7 separate regions of the Homo sapiens genome follow, and all the other regions are linked to region 5. The links are chromatin contacts, found by Hi-C or POLR2A ChIA-PET in ENCODE. All regions are on one chromosome and are shown on one strand. Each heading gives the region's core, a stretch centred on a gene start or an enhancer-like site at or near the end of the contact. The rest is flanking DNA. Distances are from core to core; before and after follow the strand shown. Region 1 overlaps RASA3 (RAS p21 protein activator 3). Region 2 holds the start of RASA3 (RAS p21 protein activator 3). Region 3 holds the start of CDC16 (cell division cycle 16). Region 4 holds the start of UPF3A (UPF3A regulator of nonsense mediated mRNA decay). Region 5 holds the start of LAMP1 (lysosomal associated membrane protein 1). Region 6 holds the start of ATP11A (ATPase phospholipid transporting 11A). Region 7 holds the start of TUBGCP3 (tubulin gamma complex component 3).

Evidence for each region. Hi-C counts contacts between places; a loop is a spot of excess contacts on that map. ChIA-PET counts read pairs that join two places held with the same protein, here RNA polymerase II (POLR2A). Pooled maps may share reads with other maps.
Region 1: a pooled map shows a loop between it and region 5 (7-fold over the local background). The contact joins the enhancer-like site here to the promoter of LAMP1 in region 5. A Hi-C loop is called at or near these places in 4 of 37 single-sample maps with no recorded cell type and 5 of 50 pooled maps.
Region 2: a map with no recorded cell type shows a loop between it and region 5 (6-fold over the local background). The contact joins the promoter of RASA3 here to the promoter of LAMP1 in region 5. A Hi-C loop is called at or near these places in 3 of 37 single-sample maps with no recorded cell type and 10 of 50 pooled maps.
Region 3: a pooled map shows a loop between it and region 5 (37-fold over the local background). The contact joins the promoter of CDC16 here to the promoter of LAMP1 in region 5. A Hi-C loop is called at or near these places in 3 of 37 single-sample maps with no recorded cell type and 9 of 50 pooled maps.
Region 4: a loop to region 5 is called in a pooled map, with 18 times the contacts of the local background. The contact joins the promoter of UPF3A here to the promoter of LAMP1 in region 5. A Hi-C loop is called at or near these places in 3 of 37 single-sample maps with no recorded cell type and 9 of 50 pooled maps.
Region 6: a map of CD4-positive, alpha-beta T cell shows a loop between it and region 5 (8-fold over the local background). The contact joins the promoter of ATP11A here to the promoter of LAMP1 in region 5. A Hi-C loop is called at or near these places in 3 of 168 maps with a recorded cell type or tissue (CD4-positive, alpha-beta T cell, CD4-positive, alpha-beta memory T cell and naive thymus-derived CD4-positive, alpha-beta T cell), 5 of 37 single-sample maps with no recorded cell type and 15 of 50 pooled maps. POLR2A ChIA-PET finds 5 or more read pairs at or near these places in 1 of 52 experiments (activated CD8-positive, alpha-beta memory T cell).
Region 7: a loop to region 5 is called in a map of CD14-positive monocyte, with 5 times the contacts of the local background. The contact joins the promoter of TUBGCP3 here to the promoter of LAMP1 in region 5. A Hi-C loop is called at or near these places in 2 of 168 maps with a recorded cell type or tissue (CD14-positive monocyte and CD8-positive, alpha-beta T cell), 7 of 37 single-sample maps with no recorded cell type and 16 of 50 pooled maps.

Annotation. Positions count from the first base shown.
Region 1 is chr13:114,067,656-114,070,553 of GRCh38, forward strand. The region is part of intron 2 of RASA3 (RAS p21 protein activator 3); the gene reads right to left. Among named protein-coding and RNA genes, the nearest start is that of RASA3-IT1, 41 kb to the right of the region's middle. RefSeq lists enhancers at 1-53, 154-243, 324-503. Within about 2 kb of position 1,541, at least 17 of the 41 ENCODE cell types and tissues checked have a DNase peak (open chromatin) inside an H3K27ac peak, as active enhancers do.
Region 2 is chr13:114,131,359-114,134,125 of GRCh38, forward strand. It overlaps RASA3 (RAS p21 protein activator 3), which reads right to left and starts at 1,265. Exons shown (of 24, transcript NM_007368.4): 1 at 1,077-1,265. The coding sequence starts at 1,131. RefSeq lists enhancers at 1-190, 361-988 and silencers at 781-1,440, 1,471-1,570.
Region 3 is chr13:114,233,440-114,236,225 of GRCh38, forward strand. CDC16 (cell division cycle 16) reads left to right here and starts at 1,458. Exons shown (of 18, transcript NM_001078645.3): 1 at 1,458-1,693. The coding sequence starts at 1,646. RefSeq lists an enhancer at 1,257-1,306 and a silencer at 1,417-1,776.
Region 4 is chr13:114,280,169-114,282,985 of GRCh38, forward strand. UPF3A (UPF3A regulator of nonsense mediated mRNA decay) reads left to right here and starts at 1,433. Exons shown (of 10, transcript NM_023011.4): 1 at 1,433-1,678; 2 at 1,853-1,959; 3 at 2,669-2,775. The coding sequence starts at 1,472. It overlaps LOC105370384 (a long non-coding RNA gene), which reads right to left and starts at 901. Exons shown (of 4, transcript XR_007063887.1): 1 at 1-901. RefSeq lists enhancers at 661-960, 1,414-2,101 and silencers at 1,181-1,450, 1,681-1,860, 2,241-2,450.
Region 5 is chr13:113,295,792-113,298,665 of GRCh38, forward strand. LAMP1 (lysosomal associated membrane protein 1) reads left to right here and starts at 1,448. Exons shown (of 9, transcript NM_005561.4): 1 at 1,448-1,704. The coding sequence starts at 1,644. RefSeq lists a silencer at 1,579-1,858 and an enhancer at 2,089-2,268.
Region 6 is chr13:112,688,788-112,691,569 of GRCh38, forward strand. ATP11A (ATPase phospholipid transporting 11A) reads left to right here and starts at 1,251. Exons shown (of 30, transcript NM_015205.3): 1 at 1,251-1,668. The coding sequence starts at 1,630. LOC102725228 (a long non-coding RNA gene) reads right to left here and starts at 1,028. Exons shown (of 2, transcript NR_187633.1): 1 at 876-1,028; 2 at 1-82. RefSeq lists an enhancer at 88-605 and silencers at 854-1,783, 1,804-2,043.
Region 7 is chr13:112,586,729-112,589,667 of GRCh38, forward strand. It overlaps TUBGCP3 (tubulin gamma complex component 3), which reads right to left and starts at 1,425. Exons shown (of 22, transcript NM_006322.6): 1 at 1,177-1,425. The coding sequence starts at 1,252. It overlaps LOC124903251 (a long non-coding RNA gene), which reads left to right and starts at 1,458. Exons shown (of 2, transcript XR_007063945.1): 1 at 1,458-2,688. RefSeq lists silencers at 896-1,015, 1,046-1,105, 1,136-1,355 and an enhancer at 1,421-2,240.

The DNA.
Region 1 (2,898 bases), core at 291-2,790, 770 kb after region 5:
TTTACATCTTGCAGTATGAACAGAAAGAAACCTCCCTGTCTTTAACAAACACCCACTGCGTGCACACAGGACGGGACGGGCTTCCACCCAGAAGAGCTCAGAGCCTGCCCCTCAGGGCTGCCAAGTGAGGGTCCCTGGTGATGTCTGATGTCCTCGTCTGCCTGGGAAGACCCAGCTCTCCTCGCTCAGCTCTAGAAGATCTATCTGTTCCTTGACTTGTAACTTCTAATTGTACATAAAACACACAAACAAAAGAACAAGAACTCCCCCATAATTCCACTTCTCAGAAATCACATCACATTGACGTTTTTGTCTGCGTATCCAGATCATTTTGGGGGTGCTCATGATTTTTTAAACAAAAGAACTTTTCCTACAGACACAGCTTTGTAACCTAACGCATAACCAGCTTTCGGAGCAGGAGTTCAGGCCGTGGCACCTCTGGGTGGAGGGGGCACAGAAACCAGCCACGCCTGCAGTTTCTTCCTGTTGTGGCCACGGCCCCTTCTCCCCGAGATGGGCATGCAAATGAACCCTGCAAAGGACGCAGGAGCAACTCCACAGAAAGGGGGGGCCAGGGCTCCGCGTGGGGCAGAGGGCTTTGCCCAGCCTCAACCCCAGTGGCAGGGGGTAGGGTCAGACCCAGAACCCTGAGGCAGAGCCTCCCTGAGCCAGGACTGTCTGCGTGGATGAGGGTTTGGGGAGAGGTCAGCCACGTGGGCGCAGAGGAAGCAGGCAGGGACAGACACCATTCCACGTCCTTACGTGGATGGAAGGAAATGAGGACACGACACTTACTGAATATTCTTGCAAATGACTGGACTAACCCAGCAAGGAGAGATTTAGGTTCTGTTGTGTGTGACGCCAGCTGTTCCTTTCTGCTGGACAAGACGGTGATTTCCACTGCAGCGCAGCCTTGGGGAGCGGGGTCATCTCCTTGTTTTAGGGTCGTGGGTGCCGGCCCAGGGGAGGTCCAGGGCGGGAAGCTGGTTCCCAAGCCCCAGCCCTGCCAACCCAATTTCAGGGAGCCTTTTAGTTTAAGTAAATAAGGAAACAAATAGTGGCTGCCCTTTAAATGATTAAAAATGATTGCTCTAAAAGGTATGGATTGTGAACACAGTTCACTCTCAACCTCAGAAAATTATTTTTCTAGTAGGACAGAAACTGCCAAAATCACTTCCTTGGAGAAGGGCCAAGGCCAGAGAGAAAGGGCTTGTTCTCTGAAATGTGTCCACTTCGATGCGTTCTGAAGTTAAACCTGTGACAGACACTGCCCTTCAACCTCCACCTTGAAAAATACAGAAAAAAGGGAAGACAGAGGACGCTCTCCCCAGACGTCGGCTCAGCACTCGATAAAGAGGCCCCACAGACTCCAGGGCCTCGGACGCGCGGCCCAGGGGCCCGGGCCACACGCAGGGAGGAGGCGTGGGGGACACAGGCCTGAGGTGGAGCTGGGTCGGTGACCTCCTTAGTGGGAAAGAGGGAAGAAGAGAAGCTGAGTTCCGCCTTTCCTTCCTCACACATTCCATTTGCAGCTTCCTGCTAAGTCAGACGGCGATATTGGGCAACAGCAAATCAAACTTGACCCAAGTGCTTCTCCCCAGGGAATGTGAGAAGGGGCTCCTGCCCGGCTGCAGACCCAGCGGCCAGAGAGCACCCTGGGGCCCTTCTGAGCTCAGAGATGCAGACGTGGGCTTTTTTCTTTCCACAGCGACTTTGCCAAATGAACCATCAGACCTTAAAGGTGACACTGACCTTGGAGGAAGCACACGGGGGGCTGGGAGACTCAGGGACCGGGAGACTTGGGGGGCTGGGAGACTCGGGGGCCGGGAGACTCGGGGGACCAGGAGACTCAGGGGGCCAGGAGACACAGGGGCCAGGAGACTCAGGGGTCGGGAGACTCGGGGGTTGGGAGACTTGGGGGTCGGGAGACTGGGGGGTGGGAGACTGGGGGAATGGGAGATTCGGGGACCGGGAGACTCGGGGAGCCGGGAGACTCGGGGAGCCGGGAAACTGAGGGGGCCGGGAAACTGGGGGGCCAGGAGACTCGGGGGGCCAGGAGACTTGGGGGGCTGGGAGGCTCGGGGGCTGGGAGACTTGGGGGGCTGGGAGACTCGGGGGCCGGGAGACTTGGGGGGCCGGGAGACTCGGGGGCTGAGAGACTCAGGGGACCACTTGGGGGGCCAGGAGACTCGGGGGCCGGGAGACTTGGGGGGCCAGGAGACTCAGGGGCCGGGAGACTCAGGGGTCAGGAGACTGGGGGGTGGGAGACTGGGGGGGTGGGAGACTCGGGGACTGGGAGACTCAGGGAGCCGGGAGACTTGGGGGAACCGGGAAACTGGGGGGCCGGGAGACTCGGGGGCCGGGAGACTGGGGGGTGGGAGACTGGGGGGTGGGAGACTTGGGGACTGGGAGACTCGGGGAGCCGGGAGACTTGGGGGGACCGGGAAACTGGGGGGCCAGGAGACTCGGGGGCTGGGAGACTCAGGCGGCCGGGAGACTCGGGGGTTGGGAGACTCGGGGGGCCGGGAGACTTGGGGGCTGGGAGACTGGGGGGTGGGAGACTCGGGGGATGGGAGACTCGGGGACCAGGAGACTTGGGGGACCGGCCCCAAAGTGGGTGCCACCATGGAGCAAGGAGGGGGCGGTGGCCAGGACTAAACTCCCCAGCATGTGGGGCAGCCCTGCCTGACACCTGCCTCTCAGGTGGATGTCGACCAATGACTAATACAGGACTCTGTTAATGCATGTGCACCGATGGAGGGCTTCCGACCACAGATGTAGCGTGGATTCCAGCTGCAAGTTTATGAGAGAGCCAGCTTTTGGGTTCAAGTACCTTTCCTGCCAACTTTTTGTATGGGGTGGGTTGATTTGCGTTTTGCCCTCACACTACAGGGGCGG
Region 2 (2,767 bases), core at 15-2,514, 840 kb after region 5:
AACCGCGCTGTGGTCCAGCACACTCATGGCATGAATATGGAACAGTCACTCCAGGAAACGGTCTTGCTCTGGGGGAGGGGGAGGACTTCCACATCACTCTCCCAAGATAAAACAACCAGGGAAAAGCAGATCCCTCCAGATAAACCAGAAGTCCAGACACAGCCTCCTCTCCGGAAACGCCTCCGGGAGCCCACTTCAGAAGCTGCTGAAGCCCAGAGAAAAACCGCAGCCTCGCAGGCCCTGGTCGCCACCAGCTCGCCCGCCACTTCTCAGTGGAAAGGGACGTGGTGCCGATGGGTCCGGGGTCTCCCCGCCCCGCGGGAGCCCTCAGCCAGAACGCCCCACCAGCACACACGCACACATGCACACACACAAACGCGCGCACACACACGCGCCCACACACAAATACACACGCGCGCACACATGCATCCACACACAAATACGCACCCACACATGCACCCACAAACGCACGCGCACACACACCGCCCACACATGGACACACAAACACAAGCACACACAAACACGCGCGCACGCAGGCACAGACGCGCGCGCACAGCAGCAGCAGCGCGCCGGGGCCTCACGCCCCTGGGGAGAAGCGTGAAGGAGCCTCCACATTCCCCGGAAAGGAAGTTTCTGGGCGCAGCGGAGAAAGGGAGATGCCGAGACCCCGACGTCAGTGGATTTGACACCTGAAGTGCAGGCGCCCAGACAGCCTCAGGCGCGCGCACTCCTGCAAACACGCGGGGCACACGCTCGGGCGCACACGCGGACAGACGTCCCTCGGCGCAGGGACCCCACCTCCTCCGCCGCTACCAGGGACCGGGGCCGCTCCGGGCGCAGAGGAGGCGCAGGGAGCCGCGTTACCCCGGAGCCGACTCGACCCAGCCCGAGGCCCGGGGAGGCGGGGAGGTGGGGAGGGGCCGCGGAGCCGGACCAGCCGTTCTCCGGGGAGCGCGCCGCGCCTGGAGGGCGTCTCCGCCGGGGTCCCCAGCAAGGATCTGCGGAGGGGAGGCGGGCGCGGGAGAGGACAGGGTCGGGCCGGGGGGTCGGACGCGTGGCTGCCGGCGGACACTCACCGATCTTGATCTTCACGCTCTGGAAGACCCGGAGCCCCTCGTCCTCCACCGCCATGCTGCGCGTCCGCGCCCGCCGAGCCTCGCCCCAAGCGCGCGCCGAGCCCGGGCAGCTCAGGCCGAGCAGGAGGAGCGGCGGCGCCGGAGCCCCGAGCGCGGCCGAGGGTCCGCCCGCCTGCAAGACCGCCAGTTGGCCGAGGGCGAGGGCGGGGACCGGGAGGCTCCGCCCGCGGCCCGGCCCCTGCTCCCAACTGGCCCGGGCCCTGCAGGGGCGGGGTTGGCAGGGACGGCGCTGGCGGGTGGCGGAGACCCGGGGGGCGCAGGGATCGGCTTCCCCCGAGGCCTCGGCCCCCGCCCCCGCCCCGCGGATTGGCCGCTGAGCGGAAGGGACCCCAGCGGGCTGCCTGGCGGAAGAGACGAAGGAAGGTCGCCGGCGCGGCCCGGGCCCGCTGAGCGAGGCTGAGCGATTGACTCGCGGACGAACTTTGCCAAGAGAAGTTCACGTACAACGATCTGGCAGGGGAGGAATCCCGCGCCCAGCCCCAGCTCCTGAGATGCGATCCGAAGGCACCTGCTGCAGACGCACGAGGGGGGCGGGGACACATACACGCACACACAGCCCCCCACCCCAGACCTCCGGCATGGGCAGGTCCCCCCCCCAAGTCCCCCTGCAGACCCCAGCATGGGCAGGTCTCCCCCCCCCCAGTCCCCCTGCAGACCCCGGCATGGGCAGGTCTCCCCCCCCCAGTCCCCCTGCAGACCCCGGCATGGGCAGGTCTCCCCCCCCAGTCCCCCTGCAGACCCCGGCATGGGCAGGTCCCCCCCAGTCCCCCTGCAGACCCCGGCATGGGCAGGTCCCCCCCCAGTCCCCCTGCAGACCCCGGCACGGGCAGGTCCCCCCCCAGTCCCCCTGCAGACCCCGGCACCGGCAGGTCTCCCCCACCCAGTCCCCCTGCAGACCCCAGCATGAGCAGGTCCCCCCCCAGTCCCCCTGCAGACCCCAGCATGAGCAGGTCCCCCCCCCAAGTCCCCCTGCAGACCCCAGCATGGGCAGGTCCCCCCCCAGTCCCCTGCAGACCCCGGCATGGGCAGGTCCCCCCCCAGTCCCCCTGCAGACCCCGGCATGGGCAGGTCCCCCCCCCAAGTCCCCCTGCAGACCCCGGCATGGGCAGGTCCCCCCCCAGTTCCCCTGCAGACCCCGGCATGGGCAGGTCCCCCCCCAGTCCCCCTGCAGACCCCGGCATGAGCAGGTCCCCCCCCAGTCCCCCTGCAGACCCCGGCATGAGCAGGTCCCCCCCCCAAGTCCCCCTGCAGACCCCGGCATGGGCAGGTCCCCCCCCAAGTCCCCTTGCAGACCCCAGCATGGGCAGGTCCCCCCCCAAGTCCCCCTGCAGACCCCGGCATGGGCAGGTCCCCCCCCAGTCCCCCTGCAGACCCCAGCATGGGCAGGTACCACCCTTACCTCCCTTTCTTCTGTCTCGAGGTCTCCTCCTCCCTGACCTCCTCTCTGAGGAGTATGTTTGTGTGTGTGTATGAACTGTAGGTGTGTATATGAACTGAGACTACACTCCCTCCTCTATGTTGCAAAACTTCATTGCACCCAGTGCCACACACACACCCTACACATATATACACACATACATATACCACACATACACTACATATACATATACATACACATAGACACCACACAC
Region 3 (2,786 bases), core at 208-2,707, 940 kb after region 5:
GCGGTTCCATTGGTTAGGGATCTCTGTATTTGAAGGAAGATTGCGTTATAACTCCATGAGGAGGGGTAGTGATCTGAGGGGGTCTTATCTCCGGTGCCATTTGGTCTTTATTGTTTACAGGGAAAAAGGCAGAAGTTACAGCTGGGTGTGGCATGACCTAGGCCGCGTAGCCACATTCCCCTCAAGGCTCAGGTAATTCAAAGTTCCAACAGCTTCAAGTTTAAATTATTTTAAGTTTGAATGATTTAATTTCACAAAAGGTAATATATGCACATTGACTGAAATTCAAAAGCACAAAAAGATATCCAAGGAAGTACCTCTCCCACTTCTACCATCTCTCATCTTCCAGCACTCCTTCCAGAGGCCTTGCGCTATGCCGGTTTTCTCATTTTTCCTTCCTGGGACAGTTTAGGGATTTTTCTACCTATCATTAAATTCGTATTTTACTCAAATGCAGGCATACGATAAACACGATCCTATACTTGCTTTTTCCCACATACTATATCTTGAAGATCGTTCAATGTCCATGCAAAGCTGACTGTTCTTTTGAACAGCCAGCGAGTATTCCATTACGTGAGCGTATCATGACCTATTTACTCAGTTCCATACTTCATGGGTGTTTAAATTGTCTGCAATCTTTTGCTATTACAAACGAAACCACAGGTCATTTTGCACACATGCAAAAATGCAAATCCATGGTATATTTCCCAAAATAAAAATCATTAGGTTTAACAGCACGAACACCTTTAAATTTGGAAGATATTCCAATTCGTTCATCCTAGAGAGTATACCAATACCACTCACAAAACTTGAGGGTGCCTGCTTCCCGACATTCCTGCTAGCAGTGTCATCAACCTTTGTGATCTTTGTTAACATATGAAAAGTGGTACTCTAATTTTAATTTTTATTATGAATTAAGTTGGACTTTCTTTCGTATGTTAAAGTCTATTTGCATTTCTTTCCCTGTGAACTGTTTTTTGCCTGTCTTTCTCCTGAGCCATTGGTCTCTTCCCACTGACTTATTACATATATGTAAAGGGAATATTGGCTCTACATTATAAGGAAATTCGAATTTTGTGATAGGTTTCAAATTTTTCCCTAGGTTGTCTTTGACTTCATTTGCTGTTTGTGCACACAATTTTTTTTTTTTGTAATGAGAGTGCGTTGCTCTTATTTTTAAAATGTTGACTACATTCTGGGGAAAGAAGGCTCAGCAGCCACCTGCTTTTTTGCCCGGGTGGGTGGTCCGGCCCCGAGCCCTCCTGACTCTCTCGCCAATGCCCAGAGGCGCCGCAGCGATTCCAGGGAGGCCGCGCTCTCGCCCCAAGGCAACCAGAAGCCCACGTGCCAGGAGAGGCATCGGAACCAACAACTCGGGTCCGTTTTCCCGCGCCAGATGGGATTCGTTTGCTGTGGACTTCCGGGGCGGGGCCTGCCTGGAGCGGAAGAGCCTGGGCAGTGCACGGGGCCTGGGTGGGGGGTGCGGGTGTGGGTGGGGACCTGCGGCCTTCGAGTCCGCGGCCTTCGAGTCCTGGGGCGGCGGCGGCGGCTGCAGGCACGGGCACGGGCACGGGGCGGGGTGCTTAGGGTGCAGGAGGCGCGCGCCTAGCGGCGGAGTGTGGCGTGAGGCCGGGCCCGCGCCGCCATGAACCTAGAGCGGCTGCGGAAGCGCGTCCGGCAGTACCTCGACCAGGTGGGCGGCCCCGACTCGGGGTGCGGGGCCCAGGCCTCGCCGGGTCTTTTTCCGCGCGGCGTGGGGCTGGGGTGACTGTTGTCGGGGCTCTTGGTGGGGAAGGACTGGGCCGGCCCTGGGCCTTCATCTGGGGCCAGCAGCGCTGTCTCCGCCTCGCCCAGAAGGGAGCGGTCCCTGCAGCTGGGAGGGGCACAGCCCGGGGAGTGGAGGCCCCCGAGCGCACGGGGCGCCTCAGTCGGGTCTGAGCCTCGTTCTGCACCTGGCGCGGAGGAGGTGCCCAGGAAACACTGACTACTCAGTGCAAGTTGAAGGACAATTTTTGGAGGAAAGTTGCAGGGCTAGCTAATAAAACATTTTTGAGAGGTTTAGTTGTAATTTTTACTGGGCTGAATTTAAGTGAATAAAGATGTGAAGAAGCCTGTTGTCTCAAATCAATACTTTAAAAATTCTCGTTAACTATGTCTGTGTTCTCTGCACTACCTTTGAATAGCAGAGAGCGTTTAAGGCAAGAAGTGTCTTCGAGAATCAGCAGCATCAGTTTTATCTATATTGTTGTTTATTTTTTGTTGAAATGCTTGCTCTTTCAGGAAATTGGAAAGAAAGGGAAAGAAAAGCCATGGTAATGCAGAGTTTTCGGAATTGGGTGCTAACTGACGTGGCCAAATGTTTGCAGTCCATTTGGAGGGCTGTGTTTTTATTTACCATGAGTCAGTTGAATTCAGTGTTTTCTGATCACTTTTTCTTCGGTACGGAGACGTAGTGAGGAATATGACAGGCCCGGTTTCCAGCCAGAGACACCGGTATTGAGCATATTTATAACTATCCCGTTGGCATTCCTCCTGCCTCGGGCTAGCAGCAGTGGTCCTGGCTTGTCTCCAGGGGAACTGAGGCAGAGACTGTAGAAGACTGAGGACTGAGGAGCAGAACAGGGTCTAAAGCTAGCCGTAGGTCACTGTGGGTGGCCCTCATTGTCGGCTCCTTCATTTTTGTTAGACTTGGAGGAGGTGAGTTCTTCCCCATGTTCAGTGAAGCTTAGTTAATTTATGTGTGTGTGTTTTTAAACTTGAGTGTTATTAAAACTGCCACTGTGTTA
Region 4 (2,817 bases), core at 183-2,682, 980 kb after region 5:
AGAGTTAATAAAGAAATCCCCTTGGTGCAAGATTGCTACAATAAGAATCTATTATAGATGGCAGATGTGAAGTTCACAGTCCTTTTTATTATCCTAACCTAGTAACATGACTAGAGGTAAAATTAAATATTGAGTTAGATGATTGTTTAATATTTTAAAACCAGAGGGAAGACATACAAATAGATTGAGAGCAGTTTCTTTCTAAAGATAATCAGAATATATCTCCTATATTTTAAACACTGCAGGAACAGTCAAAATTTTAAAATAAATGGTTTCCACATTTTTTTATCCCCATCTCTCCCCCTGACTATATAGTAAAATATTTTATTTGGCAACCACGTTTTCCTACTTTTAATCACACATCATCAGAGCTTTTCATCAGCCTAACTAGTCTTCCTACTCACTGAGTTGTGACGAAAGCCTGGTCTAGGCACTTTTACCACGGCCATGTTTTTGTTAAGATCCCTGCAGACTGTGAACTATGAAAACCAGCCCCTGGCCCCGCTTGTGGGTGCTGCAGAGCCGCGTGTGAACTGCTCCTAGGAAACCGCGTCTCTGGGCAGGGTGGCTCTCGGGCCGTGGATCCGCCTAAAAGCTTTTCTGCCAGTGACGCCCTTGGTCTCTGGATGTGTTCACGCCTCAGTGATTTTACTCTCTGGTTTCTTGTGTGTGCTTGAGATTCTTGAGAGAAAGCGTGCTGCAGATGAAAAATGCAGCCTACATGAAAAAGAGAAGGGGAAAGCCATTTTAAAATAACTTCCATGTAAGTTACTGTAATCAAAGTGCTGCTGCCTGTGTGTTCATAAAAAAATATGTGCAAGGGCCCGGAGCGGTGGCTCATGCCTGTAATCCCAGCACTTTGGGAGGCCGAGGTGGGCGGATCACTTGAGGTCAGGAGTTACCGAGACCATCCTGGCCAACAAGGTGAAACCCCGTCTCTACTTTAAAAAAACAAAAAAATTAGCCAGGGGTGGTGGCGCGTGCCTGTAGGTCCCAGCCACTCAGGAGGCTGAGGCAGAGGCTGCAGTGAGCCGAGATCGCGCCACTGCACTCCGGTCTGGGCGACAGAGCGAGACTGTCTCCAAAAAAATTAAGAATTCAAATGTGAACCCGGCTTTCATGGCGCCCCGGCCACGGAGAGCCTGGGGGAGTGGGATAAAAACGGTGCTGGGATGGGAGGGCGGCTTGTCCGCGAACTCCTCCCACCACGCCCGGACCAAAGCCGCCGGCGCCCCGCTTCCGGGGCCGCCCTAAACCGCGGCCGCCGCTCCCTGAGGGGCCGCCTGACCCGGCGGAAAGCCAGGCTGTGTGGCCGGAGGTCACCACCCCGACCCCGACTAGTCCCGCAGCGCCTGACCCCTTCGTGGGCGGCCCCGACCGCCGCGGCTCGAGGAGGGGCGGGGCTGGGGCGGCCGAGCTCTCGCGAGGTTTCGTCGGGGGCTGGCGGCTGCGGCTCGGCGGAGAGTGCGGCATGCGCTCGGAAAAGGAGGGGGCCGGAGGCCTTCGGGCGGCCGTTGCCGCGCGGGGCCCGAGCGGGAGGGAGAAGCTGTCGGCCCTAGAAGTGCAGTTCCACCGCGACTCGCAGCAGCAGGAGGCTGAGACGCCGCCAACTTCGTCCTCCGGTTGCGGGGGCGGTGCGGGCAAACCTCGCGAGGAGAAGAGGACGGCCCTGAGCAAGGTGGGGACGGGGGCGGGGCGCGCAAACCTCGCGAGGAGAGGACGGCCCTGAGTGGAGGGAGGGGAGGGAGGGGAGGGAGGGGCGGGGGCCGGGCCTCCCAGCGCGGTACGCGGTGCCTTTTGAGCTCCTTGTCCACGCTCCGCCCCGGTGGGAACGGCCGCGCGCTCCCCGCAGGTGGTCATCCGCCGCCTGCCTCCGGGCCTCACCAAGGAGCAGCTGGAGGAGCAGCTGCGCCCGCTGCCAGCACACGACTACTTCGAGTTCTTCGCCGCCGACCTGAGGTGAGGCCCGCCCCGAGGGGAGGAAGAGAGGGCGGAACCCAGAGCTCGGCGGCGGTGGCCGTCTCGTTGCCTTACGTTCCTTACCCTGATTTCTCCTATATGGGAGTCGTGTGAGCTTTTTGAATAAATACATTTCAGTAAAACGTGTCCGTTCCGTCAAAGAAAAATACCACCAACAAAGAAACACAGATGTGGTTTACATGAAAAATGCGGATGATTTTCAGACGGCTAACGCTTAGGAAAGCGGGTGCCTTTGAAAGGACCAGCGTTGCCCGCCCGGCGCCTCCCGGGCTTCCCTGCTCGTCCGCGGACGGGGCGCTGCGGGGCCGGGGGGCGCCGGCTCTTCCTGTGGCCTCCACGCTGGTGCCGCAGCCAGTGCGGTTTTAAATACCGGAGAAGGTCCCCAAGTCAGGAGAGTCTCTCGGCGCCACGGGTTCCTCTGGGAGTGCGCCCTGGCCTTGCCTTAGGGTTTCAGCCTCGGAGGACCGGTTCTGGGCAGTGGAGAAGGGACCTGAGTTCTGCCTTGTAAAGTTAACGTTTTGCGTTTGTTTTTGCTAAAGAATATCCAAGTTGTTACAATTAACTGAGATGATTTGGCACAAAAGTTTTATCTAAAGTAGTTTGTTGTGCCCAGAAAAGGAAAAAGAGGCTAAATTAATGGACTATTGTATTTTTCACTGACCATTTTCACTGTTATCTCTTATTTCAGTCTTTATCCTCATCTCTACTCAAGAGCATACATTAATTTTAGGAATCCTGATGACATCCTTCTTTTTAGAGATCGTTTTGATGGATATATCTTCCTTGACAGCAAAGGTTGGATTATTGGTTTTTAAAAATCTATTATAATCTGTAGGT
Region 5 (2,874 bases), core at 198-2,697:
GAAAGCAATGACGGGAACAAGGAGTGTATTCCAGCCTGATCCAGACAGAAGTCATTGTCTTCCAAGGAAGTCCTTGATGTGAGCAGATCCTTAGGCAGCAGATGCAGGGTGCTAAGCACAAGTGACAGCAAGGTGGGGTCTATCAAAATGCCAGTGTTGAATTGGTCAAATCCCGCCCTTTTTAAGGTCACAGTCCTCTGGTGAGGACTGATAGTGAGTGCCTGGTCCTGTCTTTATCTGGCTGAGTGCTGTCTCTATTAACTAGGTGCACATCCAGTCCCCGTTGCTATGATGCCTTTTGAAATGTAAGATTAAATCTTTTTCTAAGATGTAGGTACTTATGCGACGGGTGCTTTATACAAAGCAGTAGCGTAGGGGCCTTAATTAAATAGTATTTTAACAAAAGGCCATAAATCCTATATGATGACAAGCCAAAAAACAGAGCATCTTCAGACTTCTAAAATGCAGGAGCCAGGCGCCGTGGCTCAGGGCTGTAATCTCAGCACTTTGGGAGGCCGAGGCGGGTGGATTGCTTGAGGTCAGGAGTTCGAGACCAGCCTGGCCAACTGGTGAAACCCCGTCTCTACTCAACATACAAAATCAGCCGGGCGTGGTGGCGCACGCCTGTAATCCCAGCTACTTGGGAGGCTGAGGCAAGAGAATCGCTTGAACCCGGGAGGCGGAGGTTACAGCGAGCCGAGATCGCGCCACTGCACTCCAGCCTGGGCGACAGAGCGAGACTCCGTCTCAAAAAAAAAAACAAAGTGCTCGACAGGAACTTTCTGTAAGCCAAAGAGTATCGCCATCGCACCTTCACCTTCACCTTGGGCAGCCTGGTGCCGTCTTCCCTCAGCCCGCGATTAACGAGCGGAAGGCCGCACTGACCCATTTCAGATCCCTTATTTCCTTCCTAAAACCACTCAAGAGTTTGGGCACAGTGGCCTCCCTGTGTGAGGAACTTGCTTCCCACTCACCAAAAGACAAACCCTTCGCCCATCCCTGGCCGCGCACCCGGCCGGTCACCCGCGCTGCCACCCACACCACCCTCCTGTCCATAAAGAGCCCGCGTTTGGGACGCCTCGCAGGCTGAAGGGAGGCCTGGGCGTCCGCGATCCGTCTGCCCTTTCTCCCCTCGCGGGCTTCCTCTTTCCTCACTTTCTCCCGCCACTACTCTTCCTCTTCCTTTTCCGCGAACCCAGCCCACTTCCCGTTTCAGGACCTCGGCTCGGCCCCAGTCCCCCGGACCAGGCCGGGTCACGTGGGTCCAGGGTCACGTGCCGCTGCGGGTCACGTGCCGCTGCGGGTCACGTGTCGGCCTGCATCACGCGTGAGGGGGCGCGCGGTGCTGGAAGCTGCCGCACCTGCGGGGAGCCGAGCCGCCGGCGCTCGACGCGCGCGCTCTCGCGAGACCCGCGGGATCACGTGACGCCCGGGCGCGGCGCAGCTCACGTGACAAGCGCTGCCGGCCGCGGTGTCTTCTTCGTGCCGGCGTCGCAGTGGCCGGGCCTCTTGCGTCTGGTAACGCCGCTGTCTCTAACGCCAGCCCTTGGCGCCCGCGCCCCGCCACCGCAGCGCCCGGCAGTCCGCGGCCCAACCGCCGCCCGCGCCCCCGCTCCCCGCACCGTACCCGGCCGCCTCGCGCCATGGCGGCCCCCGGCAGCGCCCGGCGACCCCTGCTGCTGCTACTGCTGTTGCTGCTGCTCGGTGAGGGGGTCGAGGCGGGGCCTGGGAGCGGCGGGACCGGGCGGAGCCGAGGTCCCTGGGTCTTGAGGGCGGGGGACTGCCGGGTCGTTGTCCCGCGGGTCGCCCCGCACCCACTGCTCCTGGTCCCGGCCGGCTCTGCCCGCGGGCGGGTGTTTCTCTCGGGGTCGTAGGGTCGGAGCGGAGCTCAATGGCAGGTGCTTGGGGGACCAGGAGGTCTCATCCCAGGACCTGGCTCCTCTAAGGTCTGTCTCACTGAACTCAGTTTTTCTGTGGTGGTGAGTGCGAAAGGGAACTTCCGATGGCTTGCTCGGCGGTCTGGTGCTTTCAGGTCGTTAAGTTTCCTGGCAAGTTGAGGCGGTGAGATCTAGACGAGGCTGCGCCGCCGAAGGTGGCAGGGACGTCTGTGGTCTCAGCTCCCGGGTGGGTGACCTAGATCAAGCTCTTCCCAACATGGATTTCACCCAGGACAGGGAGAAGCCGGTGCGAGCATTCCCCACCTTTGTACTTGAACCTTTCTCCTCTTTCAGCGGTGTGGAGGAGATGCGAGTGTATTTATGTTATTGTGAATTCACATGTATGTTAAAATAATTTTTAAAGTTATCTTTGGGATTTCACAAGATTCCGTAGTAGACAAGATGAGGGAAAGCTGGCCTCAGACTCACGGTGGCAATGTTCATGTCTAGTAAGTAGTTTAAAGAGCGCCGTTCCTGTAGGCCGAAATGCGGGACCAGGGAACACGTGGGGAAGCACCCTTCTCTTCTGTCAGTTTATAGAGCTCAGATGGGCAGTAGGTGCTCAATATTGTATTGACTAGTGAATTTCGTTCTCATTTATTGTCTTAATAAGAGGATGTGTGCTGTCTCTTTAAGACAGTCCGGATTGCCCCCCGCCAACACTATTCTTTCACCTCCTCCCCCCGCCGCCCTCCCCCGTAATATGAGAAGATTATCTTAAATGCCAGGATCTGAAAGGTGATGTAGAATCAAGCTGGGGGAGTGTGTGTGAGTTAAGTAGATATAGAAATACACTCCTGTACACATCTGCCTTGACTTCTTTAAATCCCTCAGTCCCATCCAGCTGTAAAACTCTGTTACTGTGAGTGAATGGATCTTGGCTTCCCTTTTTTGTTTTGCCTGTTGTGTAAAATGAATTCTTTGAACTGCCTGAATA
Region 6 (2,782 bases), core at 1-2,500, 610 kb before region 5:
CAGCAGGTTGTCCCTGTGGGTGAAGATCCACTGAGGGGGACCGCCAGCTTCCTGAGCACAGGGCAGGCCAGAGCAGGACAGGCTGGGATGGAAAATGAAGAATCAGTGCTTTAGCCGACAACAAATGGGAGCCGTTTACTGTTTAGTCACTATGATTAGTGTTCACTAGTACTCATTTCTCTTCGTCTAAAAAGTGGCCAACACCATCTCTTTTCCACAAGCACTCGGGAGAACATTCATATTCAATTGCCTTCCTAAGACCCAGACGGGGCAGCGCTCTCCACAGGCCACCAAAAGGTGTTGCCTGTTTGGTTTCATCAGTGATTATCTGTGGCAGCAAGACAGGAAGTTGGAAATCAAGTACCTCAATTAAGTCAAGGCTGACCGTGGAATTAGAGAACAAGTGTTTGTTACCCCGGCCAGGTCACCCTAGGGAAAACAGGCATTCTCCGGGATTGAAATGGTGGTGTTTGTGTGGTAAATAGTTCTCAGTCCAGTTCAAAGCCAGCAGCATTAAGGACACGCCACCGCCACCGGGAGCTGGAGACCAGGCGAAGCTGAGCTCCTCTGTGGTTCACCAACCCCTCAGGCCGCCTAAGTGTCTTCTGCTGTCGCAGCTTTGGGGACAGAGGGGTTTCGGAAACAGGGGCCTCTTGTCTGCACCCTCCCCTCCCACTGACAGGCTGGCAGCCCAGGGCAGCCACCTGAGGAGCGTCCCTGTGTCTCTCCATCTGCAGAGCAGGAAAAGCCTGCGGGTCGGTGGCGCCACGCTGGGGCGAGACCCAGCTTCGGCTCAGGAGATCTCCCACCCAGCCGGACTCCCGCTCTCTGCCCGCGGCCCCCTCCCACACTCCCACCTCGCCCCGCGATCTCACTGCCCCATCGAGGCTTCCGGGCGGAGGAGAAAAGTTTTCCGGCAGGAACCCGGGAAGGAAGCCCTGGGACCCTGGCTGAAACTCCGGGTTTCCCCAGTGCCGAGTCCCTTCCCCGCCGCGCCCAGCGCCTGCGCCCCGGGAGGCGGAAGCAACAGGGGGGTTCCTCCCCGCGGCCTCTGACCTCTGCCCTCTGCCCTCTGCCCCCAGGGTCTGGGGCCCGGGCGGAGGCGCGAGGGGGCAGGGCCGGCGCGCGGGTGCGAGCGCGGGTGTGGGCGCGGGGCCGGCGGGGGCTGCGGCCGCGGGGCGCATGCTCACTTGCGCCGGTGACGTGCGCGCCCGGAGCAGGGGCAGGAGCCAGCGGGGCCCGGAGGCTCCAGAGGGCGGCGGGCAGGGGAGGAGGAGACTCGGGAGGAGCAGAGCGCAGGCTCCGCCGCGGCCGGGGTGCTCCAGCCGAGCCCAACCGAGCGGGCGGACCGACGGGGAGAGAGAAGGCGCCAGAGCGCGCGCGCGCGGCCCCGAGCAGCAGCCTTGCCGCCAGTGGAGCAGCTGCCGACGCGCGGGGCCGCGGACCCAGCATTCGCCGGCCGGGCCGGGCATGAGCGCGGAGGGGCCGCGGCCGCCCCCTGCACCGCCCGGCGCGCCGAGGCCGTGACCGGAGCGGGGGGCGCGGCCGCACTAGTACCCCGGAGCCCATGGGCGCGCCGAGCCGGGCGCGGGGGCGCTGAACGGCGGAGCGGGAGCGGCCGGAGGAGCCATGGACTGCAGCCTCGTGCGGACGCTCGTGCACAGATACGTGAGTGCTCCCGGCGCGGGCTGGGGGACCCGGGGACCAGACAGACGCGGGCCGGCCCCGCAGCCCGGACCCTGTGGCCGGTCCAGCCCCGGGGTCCCGGGAGGTCTCCGATGTCTGGGACTCGGACCGCCCCCGGGGACGAGCGGGATGCTGGGGAGGGGCCTCGGAGTTGACACCCTGGGGCTTCCGACGGGGTCTAGGTGGGCACAGCGCGGGGCCCCAGCCCCGGGCGGCCACCTGCTCCCTGGCCGCGGCCGCCTGGCGCCCCCTTCCCGCCCGCAGCGCCCTGGGGGTCCCTCGGAGAGGCTGGCTGGGGTTCGAGCTGTCCCGGCGGACCGGGCGCCCGGAGGGAGCCAACTTCGACCCCGCCGGGGCCCGGGTCTGGGGAGGAACCTTCAGATGCGGCTTCCGCGCAGCCGTGTCTGTAAGATTAAGGGATTGGGAGGAAGCGTTACACTTCTGCAGAAAAAGGTAGCAATTGTGTTTGTTCTTTAACACCCCTGGGGGATTCAGAAGCGGAGTTTGGAATCTTTTTATTTTTTACCTTAAAGTAACCAATTAGATCAGAAGTCCGGGGTCTTCTTGGGTTCCTCTGGAATTTGCCCCTTCAGTGATAAGCAAGTGAAGAGCTCAGGAGGGAAGACTCGGAAGGGGAAAAGTTGATTTTGTTTTACACCAGAGGAGGGGAAACCGGAATCCCTGGCGTTAGGTGTAAAAAGGGGTGTGTGGCCGGGCGCGGTGGCTCACGCCTGTAATCCCAGCACTTTTGGAGGCCGAGGCGGGCGGATCACGAGGTCAGGAGTTTGAGACCAGCCGGACCGACATGGTGAAACCCCGTCTCTGCTAAAAAATACGAAAATTAGCCGGGCGTGGTGGTAGGCGCCTGGGATCCCAGCTACTCAGGAGGCTGAGGCAGGAGAATCGCTTGAACCCGGGAGGCGGTGGTTGCAATGAGCCGAGATCGAGCCACTGCACTCCAACCTGGGTGACAGAGCGAGACTCTGTATCAAAAAAAAAAAAAAAAAAGGGTGTGTGTGTGTGTGTGTGTGTGTAGGAGAGGAAGAAAACTGTCCCAAGCACAGCGTTTCCTGCCACTGTCTTGCACAAGAGGCTT
Region 7 (2,939 bases), core at 175-2,674, 710 kb before region 5:
TGTCTGTCAGATCTGTGGGAGGAATGACTTGTGCATCTGCATCACCAGCACTTAGCACAGTTCCCGGGGGGAACTTTGAGGACGGGGTTGTCCTCAAAGATTTCTTAGATAAATAAAGTGATAGAATCAAACTTTACAAGATGCAGCAAGAACTGTGTGAAGTCACTCATTTAATAGCGACACAAAATTATTCATGATTGCCCCAAGATTATCATAGAACATCCAATGAATTATGTACAGTAATTGTCATGAAGCATGAAAGGTCAAAATGCATTCTCAGTACTTTAAATGTAACTTTGAAGTCTTCCTTCAAAAATTGAGTAACTTCTTTTCCACATTTTGGTGCTTAAGATGTAACTCAGTTGCTTCCATTACTCAGAAAATTCCCTCATGGTGCATCCTCACTCTCTGCCCCACCAACCTGGCCAAAACAAGGAGCAAGAAATGGCATCCTGTACCATTTCTTTCAAAGTACCTCGACTACAAAATGGTTTTACCTACCGTATAGGATTAGTTTTGCTTATTAGTAACAATATTCGCCATGTGAACTTTCCCAGAATAGTTTTATATCAAATCCAACCTTCAACCCTTTAAACAGTAGGAAAACACGGCAGTTACAGTCGTTAACACCCTCTTCCCATAATACTCAAGCCTGTTAAACTTTCCTAACGAAAAGGGACGATGATGTGACACTCCAGCACCCCGCATCCACCTCCGCGGCGCAGCCGCTCTCTCCACCCCACAGGATGAACCCAAAGGCGCGCAGAGGCGCCCTCCCACGGCGCGTGACACCAGAGAAGGGGGATAAATTGGCGAGCTGGCATTCCTCCCGTCCTCACTGACGGACCCGCGAGCGGAGTGAGCGGTGACTCAGCCCGCTCCGGCTCGGCTCCGCCCTCCCGCCTCCCGCCCCGGCGTTCTCGCCCCGGCCTTGGCCTCTCCACTCCCTCCGCCCCGGTCCTGGCCCCCAGCCCTCCGCTGTCCTCCCCGGCTCCCTGACCCTCGAACCCCAGCCCTCCGCTCCCTCGTCCGGGCCCCACGTCCTCGGCCCGTCCCCCAGCCCTCTGCCCGGCCCTGCATCCTCGTTCCTCCAGCCCCGGAACGTATTAGGGCTGCACGCGCAGGGAGCAGCCCCCGGGACGGGTCTGCGGGCTTCGCGTCGCCCGGCCACTCTACCTTCGCTCCTGCCCAGGATCCTGCAGCACAGGTTCTGCAGCAGAACGTTCGGCGACTTCTGGTCCGGGGTCGCCATCCTCGCCCGGAGCCGTGCACGGTGGTCCGGGCAGAGCCGCCACTGCCGCCGCACGCGCAGGGACCGCGGCCCGCGCCCTTCCTGCGCCCCGCAAGCTCCCTGCTCCTGACAGGCTAAGGCGCGGGCGCCGCCGGCCACCAGGGCGCCATTTTAACGGAACCCGCCGAAAGCGCGGGCGCTTCCCACAATGCCCCGCTTCTTCCCTGCGCCGCGGCCGCGCGTGCGGCTGCCTAAGCGTTCCCGGCCCTGTCTGGTGCATTCCCCCTGCTGCTGCCCGGTCGGCCGAGAAAGTTCCGGGCGACAGGTGGCCCGAGGCCCTCGAGCTGCGCGGACAGAGCGGCCCCGGAGTCGCGAGCGTGACGGGCTTGCTTGGAGGGCACTTGGTGGCCGGTAGCACCATAAAGGCCATAATTTGGTGTGTGGGTGTGGGGGTGTGTGTGTTAACGGCATTGGTTTGATTCACACTTCTGATGAAAGAAGCCTGTTTAAAAAAGAAAAGAAAAAAGAAGCCTGTTTAAAGGGTGCAGGGTGTTACGATTGTTAACGTGCAGTGGGCAGTTCACCTGCTACGCTATCCAACAGGCGCCCTGCTCAGGCCCGACCTCGCACTGCCGCGCGGGCCGGTCCCCCCCGGCCCGGGTAACTGGGACGTCCTGGGAAAATAAATTAATCACGTACGGAGTGAGAGAACAGGAAACCTGCCGAGAAAAAGATCGATAAGCAGACAATTACACCAAGCCAACTTCAGTGCAATCGTTAAAGCTTACACATGGGTGCACGCTTGGGAGCCGTGAGCTACCATGTTAAAAGGCCAACTTCCTAAGGAAAAATGATGGAAAGAGATCCCGAGATCCTATGAAATGGAAGAGGGAGGACAACCCAGCTATCCCAACATCCCAGCTGAGGCCAGCCACACACGTGACTGTCTGCAAAGCCCGTCGGGCCTGGGTCCAGCTCAGGTTGCAGAATTGTTGGCAAGTAAAACGTTTGTTGTCGTTCTGACTCAAAAACATGGAGACAAAGCAGACTTGTAGGGTATTACAGTCAACAACTAGACCCTACAGCTAAAGGACTGTCTCCTTGCATGATGCAACAACCATCACAGCTCTGCAAGAGCAACCAAACCACCAAGGATGCGATCACCCCTCACTGCCTTCGATACGCATTCTGTGGAAACGCTTCTAAACTTGCATCACACTCAACACGATCAGTTAGTAACTGGCTTCTCATGAAGTTATTCTCTCAGCCGCATACTACAATGTCCAGATGTCATCTAAATCCTGCCACCCTCTCCCCCACCTTCAGCTGAAACGCTGCATGACTGCATCATCTTACCTGACCAGCTCTCTCCTAGGACAGACATGCAAGAACCCCCCTCACTAACGCTGATGTTATTTGGTTTACAGATGGCTCTTACTTAAAGATGCAGCTGGAAGGTATTACACTGGTTATGCCATAGCGTCTTTGCCCAAAGAAATAGAAAGTGCTTGTCTTCCAGGAGCAATCATCTCAACAAGCAAAGTTAATAGCATTAATTAGAGCCTGTCAGTTGGCAAAAGGAATAACTGCTAATCTTTATACCAATAGCAGGTATGCTTATAGAGTAGCTCATAACTTTGGAATGCTATGGAGACAAAGGATTTTTAACCTTTTCTAGTCAGCCCACAAAAAAATGGGTGCCTTGTTT